2 separate regions of the Homo sapiens genome follow, and region 1 is linked to region 2. Evidence: read pairs that join two places in POLR2A ChIA-PET (ENCODE). Cell type or tissue: CD4-positive, alpha-beta T cell. All regions are shown on one strand. Links, peaks and the distances in the headings refer to the core of each region. The heading gives the core; the rest is flanking DNA. Region 1 overlaps LOC105373262 (a long non-coding RNA gene). Region 2 overlaps AKT3 (AKT serine/threonine kinase 3).

Evidence for each region. Peaks named below come from ENCODE experiments on the same cell type or tissue, not always from the same donor. Only the 100,000 strongest peaks of a DNase experiment are listed, where the experiment ranks them.
Region 1: POLR2A ChIA-PET joins it to region 2 with 8 read pairs; 1 of 35 experiments calls an interaction of 5 or more read pairs at or near these places.

The regions. Positions count from the first base shown.
Region 1 is chr1:244,230,673-244,240,312 of GRCh38, forward strand. It overlaps LOC105373262 (a long non-coding RNA gene), which reads right to left. Exons shown (of 3, transcript XR_949343.3): 3 at 76-1,603. Among named protein-coding and RNA genes, the nearest start is that of SPMIP3, 120 kb to the right of the region's middle. RefSeq lists enhancers at 8,395-9,594, 8,763-9,082, 9,093-9,142. In CD4-positive, alpha-beta T cell, for the core only: no CTCF peak of the experiment used is centred there; a DNase peak (open chromatin) is centred at 7,009.
Region 2 is chr1:243,726,934-243,736,573 of GRCh38, forward strand. All of the region lies in intron 2 of AKT3 (AKT serine/threonine kinase 3), which reads right to left. Among named protein-coding and RNA genes, the nearest start is that of AKT3-IT1, 63 kb to the right of the region's middle. In CD4-positive, alpha-beta T cell, for the core only: no CTCF peak of the experiment used is centred there; a DNase peak (open chromatin) is centred at 4,538.

The DNA.
Region 1 (9,640 bases), core at 1,021-9,020, 500 kb after region 2:
TCCACCCACTCACTCCTTCGCTCCCTTAGCAGGCAGTTATCAAATCTTCACTTCATGCAGACAACGTGTTGGGGACAGAATGATGGGCAAAGCAGACAGTCCATAGCCTCCAGAGAGTCCACGGCGGGAGAAAACCCTCCATATAACAGTCCTAGCTGCATAGACGCTCCATCCGGCAGGTGCTAAGAAGGGAAAGGAGAGGGGCTTCCAGCGGGCACGGGCTGGAGAGTCCACCCCCAGTCTCCCCTGCTGCCACCTTTCTTCGGTGACTTCACTGTCCTGAATGGCCAGGCCTCTTCCTCCCTGAGGAGGGAAAAAGAGCAGAAAACCAATGATCTGTGTGATATCTGGACACTGGTGATATCTGGGCCTCAGACCCAGAACAGCTGGGCCAGGCTTCAATGACAGGGGTCCAGGGATATGGCCCAGGAGCCCGGTGAGTTTCTGCCCCGTCCCACCTTCCCCAGGTGGGAATAACAAAAGTAACGCTGCTTCCCTGAGTGCTTCATGGAGTCCTCACAGACGAGGGCTGGTGGATCAGGAGTTACATACTCCATTTCATAGATTAGGAAACTAAGACCAGACAGGGCAAGAAACCTGGCCAAGGTTTCACAATTGCTCAGAGGTGAAGTTGGAAGCTGACTCAACAGCCCAGTGGCCTCCTATCCCCGGGTGCGCTGCCTCCGGACCTGGCTTCCTGGGGCCCTGGCCAGTTTGCTTGGAGGTTTCCCAGACGCCCTGTTCGCCCTCCCAGCCAGCCACAGCCGAGTCCTGGGTGAGCCCATGAGAAGAGGCCCCAGGACCCTCTAAAGCAGGCACTGGGGGAGACCCAAGCAGAGTCAAATGCTGAGCTCTTGGCCGGGGGGCAGGAATCTCCAGCTCCCTCCTCCCTTTTGGCAGCAACAAGTGTGAGGGTTCCCCTCCCCCCGACCCCTATCCATTGTAGCAGGGCGCTGCAGAGCAGCTGGCAAACACAGAACCAAACACCTGTGTGCCAGATATTACAGCTGCATGTGTGAAACGCGATCCGTCTGCAGCGCCTGTCACATGGCGGGTCCAGTTGTTGCACTCGGGGCGGGTTGGAAAAGGAACCATGGGAGAGAACTTTCAGTGGCAGAATTTCAAAGCTCAGGCACCCACCGTCCCCTTCCTCCCACCCCCAGCATTTTATTCGCTCCTCTTTTTTGGCACTCGGCATTTCCGGCTGAGTTTGCCTTTCACTAATTCCCCAGCGGTGACAGTGCTGGGAGTTGAATCCTCCGCAGGGTGACACACACTGCACGACAATAATACAGCTACTTAGCGTGCTCCGAGGGCTCTTCATCTTCAAAGCAGTTGTTTCACGACTTGCTCCAAGGGCTGCACATCTGGCGGAAACGTTTGTGGATCCCGGGTTGGTGGGGTGCCTTCAAAGCTGGGGTGCCTGGAGGACACCCAGAGACATCCTGCAGTTGGGCTTAGCACCTCCTCCCTGGTGAGGTCTCATCCCCGTCGCTGCCAGTGTGTCTATTCCAAAGTCTCGGGCTCTTCACCTGCTTCGCAGAGACATGTTCGTTTTCTGCCAGAATCACTTTCAGGGCTTTGGTTGATGTCACCAATTAGCCTGCATATGGAAAAGGGGGAAAAATAGGACATTTCACAGGTGCTAAAGAGGGTGGGAAGGGGAAGGAGACAAGAAGAAAGGAACCAGTTGTTTCCGGATATTAACTCACAGAAGGTCTTTCCCCAGAAGGTGGCTTTCCCCAGAAGTGGGATAAAAGATTTTCACCCACTACCAGCTAGGAGGCATTTACCATGGTGGAACAGAAAAGAGGAAATAAAATCCAAAATAGAAAAGCATACCTCAAATATATCCACCTGACCTGAATACCACAAACTCCGTGAGACCTCAAATTTCTTGGGGTTTTGGACTAGCCAGGAAATAGGAGATTGTTATTACATGTAAGAGACACCTGTCTATCAAAACCAAGTGCTTTACACAAGTTATCCTGTTTATTCATCAATCAATCAAGTAACATTTATTCAGTCAATCCTCACTACAACCTTTTGTGGTAGTTTCTATTATTACTCCCAATTTACAGGGAAAAAAGTCAAGGTTCAGGAAATTAAGTGAAATTTAGTGAATTTGTGAAAGGTCCTCTAGATAGTAAGTTGGCAGAGAAAGATCTGAGACCAGAACAGAGATCTGGACCCCAAAGTGAATGAATGCACCAGAACTCTGGTTGGTTCTCCCCACGGTCCTAAAACACTAGGCTTGGGTGACGTCAGCGGGGGAGAGGGCCAAACGCAGATTGACGCACCACCCGACATGCTCAAAGGAGAAACCTCAGATTCATATTTTCCAAAGTTCTCACCTGTCTCTCCTCAACTTTCCCTTCAACTAAACACAAAACACATCATGAAATCCCATCTCTACTAACAAAATACAAAAAATTAGCCGGGCATGGTAGCGCACGCCTGTAGTCCCAGCTACTCAGGAGGCTGAGCTGGGAGGATCACCTGAGCCCAGGAAGTAGAGGCTGTGGTGAGCTGAGATAGCACCACTGCACTCCAGCCTGGGTAACGAGAGTGAGACCCTGTCTCAAACAAACAAACAAACTAACTAAATAAATAAATAAAAACAAATAAACAGATAAATAAATAAAATTGTAATTCCAGAAGTCATTTTATACGAACCCAAATTAGTTTTTTTACCTTTTCACTTTGAAAAAAAATTACATGGAAACTATGTCTGTTTGCCCCATCGTCCCCCTTCCTGCACGTCATCACCACCGTCAGCCCTGTTGCCACAAAAGGTGGCACTTTCTTGGTCCTGTACAGAATGTAATTTTCACTTGCCCCTGGAAAATCAATATGGAAAGGCTCTAATTCCCCAGATCTCGATTTTTCAATAAAAAAGTGAAAATGAAACTCTGCGGGATTGCAGCCAAAATGGTGCCCTGAGCCAACCGCAGTCTGGAGGGAGACTCAGAGTTTCAGAGAAAACACCAACTTTTGACATTGTTCTGCTCAGATGACCCATCAGATGGGAGCAGAAGCCAGTGTCTAGGGGTCTATGACATAGACCGGGGTCTATGAGACTCGGCAGTGCTCCTTCCAGAAAGGCTTCTCACTCCAGAGGGATTCGGGGCAAAACTCTGCCTGTCCCGAGGTGCTACTGAGGGCCGGGATAGTAACAGGGAAAAGCTTAACTTTGGACCCAAAACATCCATGAGTTAAAATTCTGTCTCCATCATATTATAATGGCTACTTTCTGCTTAGCAGCTCTGATGATCTGATTTCGTCAACCCAAAGGAGGAGGAGGAAGAGGAGGAGAGAAGCTGAAGTTGTTGATTGAGCTCTCAGCGTTGACATGAGGAGTCCATGAAACAATCTACAGGAAGGCACCCCAAACGAAGCCTGGCTGGGAGTAGACATTCAATAGGGTGCATTTCCTTCCTGCCGCCACCCCCTCTGTCCCTAGAATTGAGGTTGAACAACTGATACCCTTCAGTACCTAGTGTTGTCAGTGGAGGGCCACAGTGAACTATTCAGTCCCCTACCCTAGGGCCTCCTAATCCCCCCACGATGGTGACAGACATAATGAAAGTGCCGTCGCCTATCTGCAGACTCTGTGACCAGACACCCTCCAAAGCAAAATCACCAAGGGCTCTTCTACAGCTCTTTCTGTGGCTGTTTTAACACTGACACCTGAGAAAGAAGAGCAGCCCCCAGCTTGAGACCTCATCCTGTAACAGGAGCTGGGCTTCCTGGCTGCTGCTGCTGCTGCTGCGTGCCCCAGGACAGCTCAGCCCGAGCCAAGCGCAGTGCCTGCCATTAGAGTGCGAGTCCCAGGACGCTTGGCTGCTGCCACCTGATCCTGGGTGGGTCACGTAGCTTCTGGGTGCTTCAGCGTCCTCAGCTGTCGAACAGGTTAATAATAGTGAGGCATGCTCTGACCCAGCGCAGTGGGGTTTAGCCAAGAGAAGCCTCCCTGACAAGTTCAATGATGGGAAAAAAAGAGACGACATTTTAAAGAACAAAACCACATAGCATTGAAGTTTGTTATTTCATGCTTATGTTCCTCTTGTGCCCCAAAGCAAAGGAAAGGGAATATTTAAGGTCCCCGAGATAACACACACCCACTTCTCCAGGTTTCCTGGTGTCTCTCTGTTGAATACGGCTCAGTCTTATGAGTTGCTTTCTTGCCAACCCCAGTAGCTTCCAAACCTGTGACCTGGAGGCTGTGCAGTGAGGGAGGAGGCAGGAGAGGGAAGGAATGGAGTGGAGGCTGGCTGTTGCAGGCAACCGCACAGGGTTTTAATGACTGCCCCGCCACCTCCACTTCCAGGTTCACCAAGACTCTATGCAATGGGAGAGGGGTAATTCCTCAGGAATTGTTATCATCAGAAAATGAAGGGATGGATTCTAGAGGGGTGCAAATAATTGATGCCAAGTACGATATAAAAGCATTGCTGAATTTTTTTAGGAAAACAAAAATAAGCAAACAAGTCTGCCTCCCCACACATGAATAGAACCAATTTGATTGACATGAAGAACTGGGGCCTTGAAGACAGTGTTTTCTGGCTAGGCATGGAGACAGGGACCATTGGCCACTAGTGCTTTGGGATTTCCTGAGTGGGAATGCCAGAGATTACTAAAGATTCAGCTGAGACAAGAGCCTCCTAAGCCACACCCATGGAGTTGCTCATCCAACCTTATCTAACAGCAAGAAGTTGGAAACAACCTAAATATCTATCAATAGAAAACTGACTAGGTCACACATACAATGCCATACTACTGTTCCATTAAAGGCTATTAAAAATGGGCTGGGCACGGTGACTCACGCCTGTAATCCCTGCACTTTGGGAGGCCAAGGCCAGTGGGTCACCTGAGGTCAGGAGTTCGAGACCAGCCTGGCCAACACGGCAAAACCTTCTCTCTATTTAAAAAAAAAAAAAAGCTACTAAAGAGAAAAAAAGAAAAAATAAAGATTCACACATAGAAAGATGCCCCCATAATATAGTATCAAGCAAAGAAATCAGTTTATATAAATTGTATGATATTATCCCATGTAGGTGAAAGGGAATCCACACATCTACGTTGCGTATATATTGAGAGGTATCCTGAAAGATGTTTGCAAAAATGTTACTGCAGCTTCTTCACGGGATAAGATCTTGACTGATCATTTTTCTTTCTTCCTTGTTCTCTTCTGCATTACTTGACTGTTCCTTTCCTTACAAAGAGCACTTACTTTTTTAAAAAAAGCACTATTAAAAATCCATCTCTGTAAGAAGTAACTTTCATCTTTTTATCTTGGTGGAAGTTTGTGATTGAATAGTGAGAAGGGCATTGAACATCTTCTTGATCTTCCAAGATATACTCTGATTAATAGAGAATAAAGCCCTCTCTGATTTCCTAATATCACATAAAATACCAAGGAGAAGGAAAGTAAGGTAGGAGGTCATCGAAAGTATTTCCTTTGACTCTGAGAAATCCTCTGTCCCAACTCTCTTGCAAAGAAAACTAAACTAGCACATACCGTATAAGGTCTGTTTTTCCATAGCCATGTCCTCCCCCTTTTCCTTTAGCACTTTTGTTCAAACATGTATTGAACCGGTGGGATATGCAAGACCTTCTCTTGGGAACTCATCAGCTCGTCTGGGACCTATGCTTTGTTTCAGGCTTAGTACTTAAAACAGTCACAGAGGCCAAGGTCATGGTGAAGGAAGCTGACTACCCAACTGGGGTCTTCTCGTCGGTGGAGTGAGTCAGCACTGATTACAGAGCATCTGAGGCCTCTCAGAGTGAAGTACATTTGCAAAGTAGTCCCTCCTCTGCACTCACATGCACAGTCTGGAGAGTCAGGTTGTCATCATTCACTCAACATCCATTCATTCAGTATTTACTGAGTGCCCACTGACCGTCAGGATGGTGCTGGGAGCTAGGTCCAAAGCGGCGAGCTAAGTACAATCTCTGTCCTCAAGGAGCTTACATCTTAGCGGGAGAAGTTGGACAATTAAACACATGCACACACACTTTAGGAGGTAATAAGTGCGATGCAGGAAGGCCAAATGGGGTAAGGAGACAGAGTGACAGGGTGGCTGGTGCTAGATAGGGTTGTCAGGAAGGTCCCATTGGATAAAATGACCTCTGAATGGAGACCTGAGAAACGTGAGGGACTGAGGATGAGGACACCGGAGGTAAGAACATTCCAGGCCGGGGAGCAGTATGTGCAAAGGCCCTGTGGGAATGTTTGCTCAACGCATTCCAGGAACTACAAGCAAGTCAGTGTGGCTGAAGGAGAGCAACCAAGCAGAGTGGGTAGGAAGCAGGCCACCCGAGCGTGGAGAGGCCTAGCCCTGCAGGGCTCCATGGGCTGTTGCAGGGACTTGGCATTACGTCCTGAGTGGGATGGAAAACACTAGAAGAGTTTTAAGTAGTTACATGATCTAACATAGTGGAGGCTGCATTTTTTTCCTTTTTTTTTTTCAAGACAGGGTCTCACTCTGTCACCCAGGCTGCCATGCAGTAGCATGACCACAGCTCGCTGCAGCCTCAACCTCCGATCTCAGGTGATCCTCCCACCTCAGCCTCCCTGGTAACCGGGACTACAAGTGTCCACCACTACGCCCAGCTAATTTGTTGTATTTTTTGTAGAGATGGGGTTTCACGATGTTGCTCAGGCTCTCAAATTCCTGGGCTCAATCCATCTGCCCTCCCTGGCTTCCCAGTGTGCTGGGGTTTCAGGTGTGAGCCACCGTGCACTGGCCATGCATTTTGTTTTTTCTAGAAACAGTGGAGAAAAGAAAAGATACCAAATAAATAAGAATTAAGAGACATAATTTTTTAAAAGAAAGAGACTGTCCAAAAGGACTCCAAACACTGCTGTGGGTTTCCTACTTTGCATAACAGTAATTCATTTACCTTGTATGAATGAATGCCTTTCCTCAAAAAGTATCATAAACAGTATTCAGGCAATGGTCTTGGAAAGCAGAACTTGCCTCAAGATGACAATAGGAGCCTTGAGCAAAGCAGTACGTCCCAATGAGTCACCAGGGACTTTTCCGTCCTTCTTTGCCAGAGTGAAGGCCATTTCCATCTCCTTTCTCCGAACCCACCTTAAAGATGAGAATGAGCCGGCCGGGCGCAGTGGCTCACGCCTGTAATCCCAGCACTCTGGGAGGCCGAGGCGGGCAGATCACAATGTCAAGAGATCAAGACCATCCTGGCCCACATGGTGAAACCCCATCTCTACTAAAAATACAAAAATTACCTGGGCTTAGCGGCAGGTGCCTGTAGTCCCAGCTACTGGGGAGACTGAGGCAGGAGAATCACTTGAATCTGGGAGGCGGAGGTTGCAGTGAGCCGAGATCGCACCACTGCTCTACAGCCTTGCAACAGAGCAAGACTCTGTCTCAAATAAATAAATAATAAAACATAAGAATGAGTCTGAGGTGTACCCTTGGTTTCTTCTTTCTGTAAGTCCAGAGTCATCCATCCTGTCACGTTTTATTTTTAGCACTAAATTAATTTTTTAAATCTATTAATGAAATTAACAATAGCTAATATTTATTTGGTATCTACCACATGCTTTATAAATATTACTAATTTAAATTGTTATAAGAACCCTTTTCGTCCAACAATCGGGGCATGGAAGATAAAAGAAAAAAAGAACCTTTCAATACCATTATTACCCCCATTTTAGTGTCCAGGACATTGAGATGCGCAAAGGCTGAAAATACTTGCACCCAGTTTTATCTGTGGGTCATAGCAGAGCTGGAATTTAAACCTACTGCTGTCTGAATATAAATCCTGTGTTCTTAGCCAGTAAGCTATACCGCCCCTAACCAACGTGCAGGGCCAGAGTCCAACAGGGATATATAAGCATAGATCCTAGTTGCTTGAATTCAGAGACTAGTTGGAGCCAAGACCAACATAGAGAACCGAAAAGGGAGAGGGTAGCCGTGTACCTGTGGGAGCGGTCAGACCCCAGAAGGAAGGCTTTGGGGAGCAAGTGCAGCAGGGGCCAAGGTGTCAAGGGTTATTCATTGTTAAGTATTCACTGTTGCCATGGGTAGTATGCACATCTGACAACCCTTCAAGCAGTGTGCATGCAGCTGTGTGAACATGTGTGTCTCCACTCAACTTGGGCCAACTAGGAGTAAGACCTTCTTCCATTAGTGAAGAAAGTATATTTAGCTGGGCATGGTGGCTCTCGCCTATAATCCCAGCACTTTGGGAGGCCGAAGTAGGCAGATCACTTGAGGTCAGGAGTTTGAGCCCAGCCTGGCTAACATGGTGAAACCCTGTCTCTACTAAAGATACAAAAATTAGATGAGCGTGGTGACAGGCTTCTGTAGTCTCAGCTACTCAGGAGGCTGAGGTGGGAGAATCACTTGAACCCGGGAAGCAGAGGTTGCAGTGACCTGAGATCACGCCACTGCACTCCAGCCTGGGCAACAGAGTGAGACTGTCTCAAAAAAAAAAAAGAAAGAAAGAAAAAGAAAGTATGTTTGGACACCTAACAGCAACTAAGTTCTCAGCTCAAGAAGTCTGGAGCTTGATGAGGTGAGCCCTTAAGTCGATTTTTCTAGTAGCTTCCGTCTATGGAGCACTCATTCTGATCCAGGCACTCCGCGATGCACTTGCCAAACATGAGTGTAATCTAATCCTCACTGCCTGAGGAGCTGGTTTCTCCATTTTGCAGATGAGCTGAGTAAGGTGACCAAGGTCTTACGGCTTAGAGATGTAAGAGCTGTGACCCTATCCCGGCTGATTCAAAGGCCAGTGTCTTAATCTGATGTGTGCTTCCTAATTTCTAGGCACTCAGACTATACTCAGGGTAGTATAAGCAGTGTATGTGTGCATGTGTGTGTGTGAGAGAGAGAGAAAGAAAGAGAGAGAGAGAGAGAGCTCTAACAGGCACTGGAAATCCAGGCAGAGGGCAGGCCCAGACTTGTCCCCTCTAGCAGTACACACAGAGGAGAGAGGTTTGGGGCTTTAATCCCCATCTGAAGTTCTGCCACTGTTTATAGAACTACCTTGCACAGTCACTCTCAGAACAAAGCTTTTGCTCAAAGAAGCCCACACCCTCAGGCTGGGCAGGTGTGTCTGAGGCTGGGTTTCCTGCCATAGACATCCTGGCCATTTCGGCAGCAGCTGTACCCCAGGACCTCCATGGATGCCTCTCCTGCCTCCCTGCCCTGCTCCACTCATCTGGGCTCACAGGATGGGTTCAGCTCTCTAGGTTCTTCATCCAAGGTCTCATCCCAGCCCTGAATGCTCATGGGAGACCGTCAGCAATGGTGAAACCACCAAGATGCTGAAAAGAGATGCCCTGGTGGGTCCAGGCCTCTCAACCAAAAAGACTCGAAAGCCCTTTCCTTTCGACAGGTTCCTTCTAACCTAGAGGATGATGGCCTCTTACCTTCCAGCCTTGGAATGCATCCAACCATCACTTACTGAGCATCCATAAGTCCTATTTCTTGTTGTTTTTAAAAATAAAAGAAAGAGGCTGGGTGCGGTGGCTCATGCCTGCAATCCCAGTACTTTGGGAGGCCAAAAAGGGAGGATCGGTAGAGGCCACAAGTTTTGAGACCAGCCTGGGCAACATAACAAGATCCTGTTTCTAAAAAATAAAAAGAAAAGAAAAAGCCAA
Region 2 (9,640 bases), core at 767-8,766:
TACTTAGGCAGTGGCAATAGGTGGCCTAGCCAAGGCTCCCTGCCTGAGCTGAGAAGAGATGTCAGTATTGTGGTAAAGCCCACCTCCTTGGTCTTCAACAGATTCCTTCCATACCCCCAGGTTATGACAGAAAATGAGCAATTCACACAAGCATAAATGTGAAACATTAACATTTAAAAGGAGCCTAACCTACATAATAAGTGCTGAGGCTGAATACACATTGTGGGTCAAAATCAGGACAAGGCAGCTCAACATGGCATCTGTTAAGGGAAGAAAAATAAAGGGCAGACAAAAGACAACATTTAATCCTAGGTTCAACCTTCATAAATCAGCATACAATACCAAAAGTAAGTTAGTTGATTGATTGATTGATTGATTGAGACAGGGTCTTGCTCTGTTGCCCAGGCTGGAGTGCGATGGTACAATCTCAGCTCAACACAGCCTTGACCTCCTGACTCAAGCAATCCTCCCAAGTAGCTGGGACTTCAGGCATGCACTACCATGCGTGGCTAATTTTGTTCACTTTTTGTGGAGATAGGGTCTTGCTATGTTGCCCAGGAAGGTCTAGAACTCTTGGCCTCAAATGATCCTCCCACCTCAGCCTCCCAAATTGCCAGGATTACAGGTGTCAGCCACTGCTCCCAGCCCCAAAAGTTTATTATTATAAGGACTCTTACTCTTCATTGTAATTTATAGGCTGAAATTGCAAAACTGAAAACCCTATTCTTGCAACAATAACTTGAGGTATTTAGAACTCATGACACCAAGTTTCACATCCTCTTTCTTAAGTCTGCAGAAAAGGAACCTCCATCCTTATAGTTCAAAGTCTTTCTAGCAAAGAAAAAAAGAGAACCAAGAAAAAAAAGCATCATAACTATTTTGTAAGTATCAAACTAAAAAATTTGATATAATCTTAGTTTAAAAAAATAATTATAACACTGATTTGATATTTAGGCATAGAGGGATGTTGGTGTTTTATAAGAATTGACCTGACTATAAGCAGCACTCAGCTACATCTCTCAAAAATAAGGGAAAGCCATTTTAAGAGCTTGAAGTAGTATGTTGTAGTCCTATGACATTAATAGTTTAACAGAAACCACATACAACTTGAAGACTAAAACTATCAACTCCCTAAACAACTCACAGTGTACGTTAACATGACTTGACTATTCAGGGAGAGCCTCACCCTGGCAAACGGTTTGATTGTTCATCACAGCAAACTCCTGAAACACGCATCAACGATTCAATAGAAAGCCCCAACAGTATGTAAGATTTTTTGAATCCCTTGCTGTTGCATAATGGTCATCATCCAATTTTAATCAAACACACACACACACCCAGTATTCACTCAACCTCAACCAAACTTTGATTCTCAGTACATACTATCCTTGCTTTCTTCCCTCCAAGAAACCGCCAAAGTTCTAACCAGGTGGTGTACTCCCTTTCTGTGACAGGCAATAAACTCTATCTATAGGTTGTGAGGGAGACACTTGGGCAGCCAGCACTTGATACTATGCCAGCTGTAAGTTTTAATCATTCAGGAATATAGTGCAAAGAGTACTGTGAACTTATGGTGTGCTAATGCATCATACTAGCAATTGTGAATTTAGATCATAAACCTTTGTATTTCACCTAAAACTTTATGGGAACAGATAGGACAGGACAGGCAATCCCAATGCTTTTGTAGAAAAACTGTCTGGTCATATGCTGTCAGTTCTTCACGATTTCAAAGAATAACCACTTGAAAGAAAATTTTCAAAAATCTAAAGACTTAATAAAACTAAGATCAATGAGTTTTAAAGTACGTGTCATTAAAAGCACAAACTCATTTGCAGTCTATGGACTCTAAGGCAAGAGTCATATGCCAGACATCCCAGAAGAGGTAAAAAGTTATTAGAGACAAAAAGGACTTCAGGGAAACTTAGTTTTTCCTTAGGGAAAGGAGTCCTCCATGGAGTCACATGGCCCTCCAATAAGTAGGCATCAGGTAGTGTATCAAGAACTGATACAAGATCAGAAAGGAAGAGCCAATGAGTTAGGAGAAACCAAGGTTGGGTTTCAAGAATTGAGTTGCTACTTGTGCTGAATGATATTAAGAGATGGAGAAAAAGAAAGAGAAAAATGTTCACGCGGATGTCAATGATTTTTACTAGACTCTTCAGAGGAGTAAGAAATCCAAATAAACTAGAGTTTAGGGCAGAAAATTAACTACAAGGTGAGAATATGAAAGATGCCAGTGTGGACAAACCATGCAATAAAATTTTATTAAAAGAGAAGCAGAAATAGAGGCAGTAGCAGAATGGGAAGCAATATGTCAAGAGGGGGCTTTTCTTTTTAGGATGGAAGATACTATTGCACCTTTATATGCCGGTGTGAATGATAAAGCAGAGAGGGAGAGACTGGTAATACAAGAGAGGTAATGATTTGAGATTTTGAAAAGATTAAAAGGGTGGAATTCAAAATACTAGTGAAAATAAGAGCATATGCACTGAGTTTAAAGCATGAGAATATGGTGAGAACATAAATGGGTACAGCCTTTCCAGGAAAAAAATCAAGTACCTCATAGATTATAAAGAGACATGAAAGTAACCATATCCTTTGAGCCAGTAATTTCACTCATAAAAATCTACCTTAAAAAAAGATCTGAAATCTATCTTAACTGTCTAATGATCAGGGAGAACTGTTAGGTAAATAATTATAAAATGCTATTAAAAGTCCTTAATGATATGGGAAAACGTTCATAATATTAAGAGAAAAAAAGCAAGATATAAAATTCCAAATGTTGTATTTTAAAAATAAAAATATGTGCATAGACAAAAGATTAAGGAGACATAAAATATTAGTAATATCTCTGGACAATAAATGATAGATTACAGTGTTCTTCTTTATGTATATTTTTCATTTTCCCTAATAAGAATGGGTCACTTTATTACCAGAATAATTTACTTTCATCTTGCCTGTATTTTCCAAGTCTCTCTACTGACACCTTCCTAACAGCTTTAAATATTTGTGTATTTCAGAAATAAAATTGTGATAGTGGCAGGAGGCAGACAAATTCCTAGGCAGATTGGGACAGGTCCCCAGTGAAACCCAACCTTCAGGGCACACACAGCATGAAGCCTGAAAACCTGGCTGCTCCTTCTAGCTGGAATCCACAACCTGGAGGGAGAATTTCCTTTACGCCTTTCAGCCAATGAAATGGTGTTTTTTCCAGGTCCACCCATGGACCACTCAGCACGCACTTCCTCCTGCCCAGGGACCAATCAGCACACACTTCCTCCATTTTGAGCCCATAAAAACCCCAGCTTCAGCTGGACTCAAGGTAAGTAAGGACTACCCTTAGGAGCTGCCCGCTTTGGGTCTCCTCTCTGCTGAGCTGTTCTGCTACTCAGTAAAACTTCTCCACCTTGCTCACCTTCCAGTTGTCCACGTAACCTCATTCTTCCTGGACAAAGGACCAGAATTCGGGACCCACCCAACAGTGGGCATGAAAAGGGCTGCAACACTTTCCTGGCCAACTCACCAAACTGTGGTGGTGACATGCTCCCATTTGCTGGACTGCAGGAGTGAAAAGCAGTGACACTTCTGGGGGCCGAGACATCAGGATTTCCCAAGCCAGGGCTGTAACACTATAGCCTTCCTGCCTTCTGCCTGCATTGGGCAGCTGCCCCATGTGACAGGAAGTGGCAGTGGAGCTGGGCCAGCCTGGGAGCCGCCGGCTGGGGTGAGGTGGTGGGACTGAACAAGCTGAAACCTGCTCCCCCTGCTCGCCGAGCCGCGGGTGGAGAGAATGAGAGAGCACGCCTGACCCACTCCTTGAGGCTCTGCAGTTGCTGGCGTCCCCAAGTTTTTAGGTGCCACCGCATCCCCCTTTTCCAGACACCAGCACCTGCACCAGAAACTACGTGTGGTACGCCTGCTCCAGCTGCAGCCTGGCAAGGAGCCGGCACCTCTGCCAGCACCCAGAGCTGCCTGCCCCACCACAGCTGGCCGGACCCTGTGTTAGCTCTCTCACACACCCTTCAGTGCTCTGAGCCTGGTTTGCCCTCATCAGGCGTGGGATCCGGGTTGGGCGAACTGAGTGCAGCCTGCCGGGCTGAGTGGGTGGAACGAGCACAGTGGGAGTGAGTGAAACTCAAGCAGGGGCGCCACAGGCCACAATGGTTCCCGGCTGGCAGAGTGACACCTGAAGGATCCCGTGACATTTCGATTATTTCTGCTCATAGCATAAACTCTTATATGTAAGTATCTACCACATGCCAAAATGAAAGCAAAAAATATATATAATAGCCTGCTGTAGATATATATTATGTTGTTGTAGCAGCTCATGTTTTCTACCATCCATACGTTTAAGATAAATGGCATGCAATATCACCAATAATAAGGCAATAGAGAACAAAGAGTCTGCAAGAATTTAGAAAACACTTGCTTTGATATACAGCAAGAACTAAGGGGCAAGAAGAGGTAATGGGCAAGCTCTGAGTCACTCTTACTGGATGGTCTCAGTACAGCAACAGTAACTAGGATAAGCCAAGGCGTCCTCTACACACATAGTGAGGCCAGCTTGAAACAAGGAAGTACATAGTTGCAGACTTGGAAGCTAGCCACCGCAGCTATTTAAAAATCAATAGAGAGATTATTTTTTAAACCCTCTTTATCCAAAAAGAGTGTTCTGTGAAGAGAAATAGAAGGCACTAGAAGTGACGCACTGAAAGATCTCAGTTCATGGAATGATCACATTTGTAAACTAATAGTTTGTGCCTCTTTTTAGAGTCAAAAGTCAGTAAGCTCAAGTCAGTAAGCTCTGGGTTGGAATTCCAGCTCCTGTTTATTAGCTGTGCAACCATGGACCAATGTACTTCACTAACCCTCAGAATCTTCATTTATAATTTCAGGATTATGATATTGTACTTATAGAGCTTTGAAGAGGATAAAATGAAATAAAATGGGAAAACACTCAGTGAAATGCCTCATATGTAATTACCATGTAACGGTTTTTCCTTTCTTCCTAATTTCATTTACCACCTTCACAATTTGTGTCATATTCACATGCCATCTACATTATTTACTTAATATTGTTCCTCATATAGATTTACATATTTTTTCTAAATAAATTTCGCCTCATCTTAACAACACTACCCACTGAGAGGCTGAATATAAAATGGACAACAGTGAGATCATGTATAACCACAGAACTCTGAGCCACAACCTTTGCAACCAACGCAGGATGGCAAACCACAAGCTCTGCAGCCAAGAGCCCAGAACGGTCAGGACTTGGGCAATGACAACCAAGGACCAAACAGAAAAAGCTAAGATGTTCCCCAGACCAGTCACACAAGATACCCACACTTCCAGCTTTCCCATGCCAACAGCCTTCCAACCACAGCATACCTAAAGCTGCCTCTTTCTTCCATTAAAAAGCTTCTCCACTCCCTTGCTGAGCCTACCAAAGGGAAGAGATGGTGGCTGACTGGACGTTTCTCAATCTTTGGAATTACTAAATACAGCAAATGTGTTTTTAAATAATACCCTCAGACTCTAGGTAGTCTAGAAATTTACAACACTGCTTCTTAGTGATGACGGAGTTGTTATATAACACACTGGTTCATTTAAAAGAACAGGAAAAGAGTTTGTGTACTGATAATAAAAATTTAACTCATGTTGAGAAAAATAAGTAATAAATACCAATGAACAAACAACCAGCACTCTCAAGGACTATATGGTGACACATCTATTGTTATGTGCATTTGCCAATCAGTATTGTTATGGTTCTACAAAGAATCCAGTGCACCAGACTGCAGCTAATTATGTATATTCAAGTGATTAGCAAGCACTTGTTGCCTCTTTCACACCACCCTCCAAACAGCAGCCTTTGAGAGGAGAATAGACTGCAAATTTATTGAGAGAACACTGTTAATCCTTTGGGGAGAATGTAAATGTAAACAGGACTACTCTACATCAAGGTGCTTTGACAACAACAATCATCTGCATAAACACATGCTCAACAACAAACAGGTGTTCTATTTCACAACTAGCACCCATTTGATGCTTTCAAGTAAGCATTATGCACAAACTGTTAGAAGTACTTTGAAACCAGCTGCAATTACTATAATTAGCTGCTTTCCTATACTTTGTTTCCTTTTACCTGTTCAGTACTGTGCTATGCCAATTCATACACTCCAAGTAAAATGACCAGTTCAGGACTTTTACTGGTAAGGTATGAAAAGCACACAAACTAGACTCCATTTAAACTAAGTCAACTGGAACTTTCTCCAAATATCAAAAATACTAAAGGCAAAATTCAAATACTTCTATTTTAAAATTACATTAATGAGACAAAAGATAGCTCTCTTTCAAAGCTGTTTAAAGTTTTGACTCATAAGAGACCTCAATTATTGTAGTATTAACTGACTAGAAGAGGAAAAGGGGAAATATTCTAAAAGTCTATCAATTAAAGAATAAATAAAAAGTAGTGCTACATATTCAAATGGAATACTATACAGCAGCTAAAAGGCATAACCTACCAATAGCTTTAGCTACAGCTGTAACTACATTGCACACGGACAGAGCACAAAAACAATATTAAGTGAAAAAAGGAAAATTTCAGAATGCCAATAAGTATAAGCTAACAATCATAAACATATGTAGTGACCAAATCAAAATCTATATACAAGTTATATCTCAGAGACCTTTTGGGTTCAGTTACAGACCTCTACAATAAATATGGCAATAAAACAAGTTATATGAAATTCTGGTTTCCCAGCTCATATAAAAGTTATATTTACACTACACTATAGTCTATTAAATGTGCAATAGCATTATGTCTTTTAAAAAGTACGTATCTTAATTAAAAACATTATTGCTAAAAATGCTAATCAAGTGAGCATATGCTGTTGGAAAAAATGACACAGATAGACTTGCTCAACAGAGTTGCCACAAACCTTCAATTTGTACAAAATGCAATATGTGCAAAGTGCAATTAAACAAAGCACAATAAACTGAGGTACAACTGTAACCATTAGCCTAATTCTAAAACCAAAATTTTCAAATGTATTAATATAAATCTCAGAAAATCCAAAAGTCAAATATGGCATGAACTCTCAACAGAAAAAAATTAGCTAATTCTCTTAAATCCAATCCAATGATAAACACACTGTCAAGTCCATGAGGGCTGTGACTATTTCAGCACTGTGTACTGCTGTATCTCCTGTACCTCACTGGCACTTCCAGTAAGTAATATTTCATCAATAAAGTATTTATGAAGGAGTGAATCAATGTATGTATGAATGTGTAAATGAGTGCACAAATCAAAGTTCACAAATAAACTGAAACACTGAAGTATTGTTTAAAAATATACAGTGTGAACTATAAAAAGGAAAAAGAATACCAGGTCACATTACTCCATTACAGTCATGCATTGCTTAATGATGGGGATACATTCTGAGAAATGCATCATTAGGCAATTTCCTCACTGAGTGAACATCATAGAAACACCTAGTTTTTAGGCTACAAATCTGAACATGTTACTGTACTGAATACGCAGTTCTAACACAATGGTATCTGTGTATCTAGACAAATCTAAACATAGAGAAGGTACAGTAAAAATACAGTACACAGGGTAAAAAAAAAAGTGGCACACCTCTATAGGGCACTTACCACGAATGGGGCTTGTAGGACTAGAAGTGACTCTGGGTGAATCACTGGTGAGTGAATATGAAGGTCTAGTATATTACTGTAGACTACTGTGGACTTCATAAACACCGTACACTTAGGCTACAATAACAAAATATTTTTCTTTCTTCAATAATAAATTCAGCTTACTATAACTTTTTTACTTCATAAACTGTTTAATTTTGTAGCTTTTTGACTCTTGCAGTAACACAGCTTAAAGCACAAATACACTGTACAGCTGTACAAAAGTATTTTCTTTATATCCTTATTCCATAAGCTTTTTTCTACTTAAATTTTTTTTACCTTTTTTGTTAAAAACTTAGATATAAACATACATATTAGCCTAGACCTACACGGGGTCAGGATCATCAATATCATTGTCCTCCTCCACATCTTGTCCCAGTGGAGGGCTTTTGGGGGCAATAATGTGCATGGGGCTGCCATCTCCAATAACAACGCCTTCTTCTGTAACACCTCCTGAAGGACCTGCATGAGACTGTTTTACAGTTAACCTTTAAAAAAGAAAATAAAGCAGAGAGAGTACACTCTGAAATGACAACAGTATAATAAATACATAAACCAGTAACACGGTCATTTATTATCATTATCAAGTACTATGTACTGTATATAATTGTATGTGCTACACTTTTGTACAAAACTGGCAATGCAATAGGTTGGTTTACACCACCATCACCATAAAAACGTAATGCATTGTGCTATGATGTTACATCACTAGGCAATAAGAATTTTTTAGTTCCATTATAATCTTATGGGATCGCTGTCATATATGCAGTCCATCATTGACTGAAACATCATTCTGCACCACATGACTATTTTTCAACATGTTTCTAAAAATATCATCTAAGTATGATATTTGAAACTTTAACTGGCTACTCATACCAAAAGCAATTTGTAACATTACTTTATACCCAGAAAAATATTTCGTTGCGTTTCCTCTCATAACATTTTCCACCATTTTTATTAGAGACTACTGTAACATACCTAGCAACAAACGTTAGCATGAGTAGCCAGCTCTTACTATCAGTCATCACCAGTCATTCTCATAGTTGATATGAGTTGTCCAACTATTTCCATCTTTTTATTAGATAGCTGCAAAAGTGGGTGCATGCTCACCACAATCACCTGTGGGAAACAAATGTAAACCCAACTGATGGGTCAAACTGTAGAGGAGAGAAGCCAATGACAGGTATTTGAGACAATGCCATGGAAGAATAAATAGAATGGGAGAATGAATTTGAAGTTCAAAGTATGTATTTCAAATATTATTAAAAAGTAAAATTATTCTTCCTTGTGCTAGTGCTAAACACAAAATACATCCTAAATAAATATTAAGTACAGTGGTAAGTAATTTAGGGGGAGATGCATTTAGCTTTGGTTATATTTAGCCTAAACCATCTGCCACATACTTTTTTTAATCTGTAAAAATAAGAAAATGCAAGTGCTAGACAGAAAGCTTGAGATGGGGGTAAAAAGTATATGCTTTGTAGTCAAATACATGGATTCAAATCCTGGCTCTGCCACTTATTATCAGTGTAACCTGGATAACAATCCCTCTGAAACTCCCATTTCACTAGAAAACTGGATGATAATAATTTGGTAACACCTACCACAGAAAGTTGTTCTAAAGCTTAGGTTATTTTATATAAACCAATTAGCATAGTGCCTGGCACATACCATAGTGAGTAATCAATGTTAGAAATTACAATTACCAATCATTGTCTTAGTGATAAATCAACATTCAGATTCCAAAAACCTGGGGTCAAGAAAAACATAAAAGGCCTTAAATGGCTGTACTTGATGCCCACTGTTAATGGAATTTACTAGAAAGAAAGGAACTAAAGAAGGCTGAAGGAATCATAGTCCTGGAAGAAAATGAGAAGCAAGAATTAGAAAAAAGAATGGCCCTACCAATAAAGGTTTAAAAGTCAGAAAAATAACAGCTATAGAG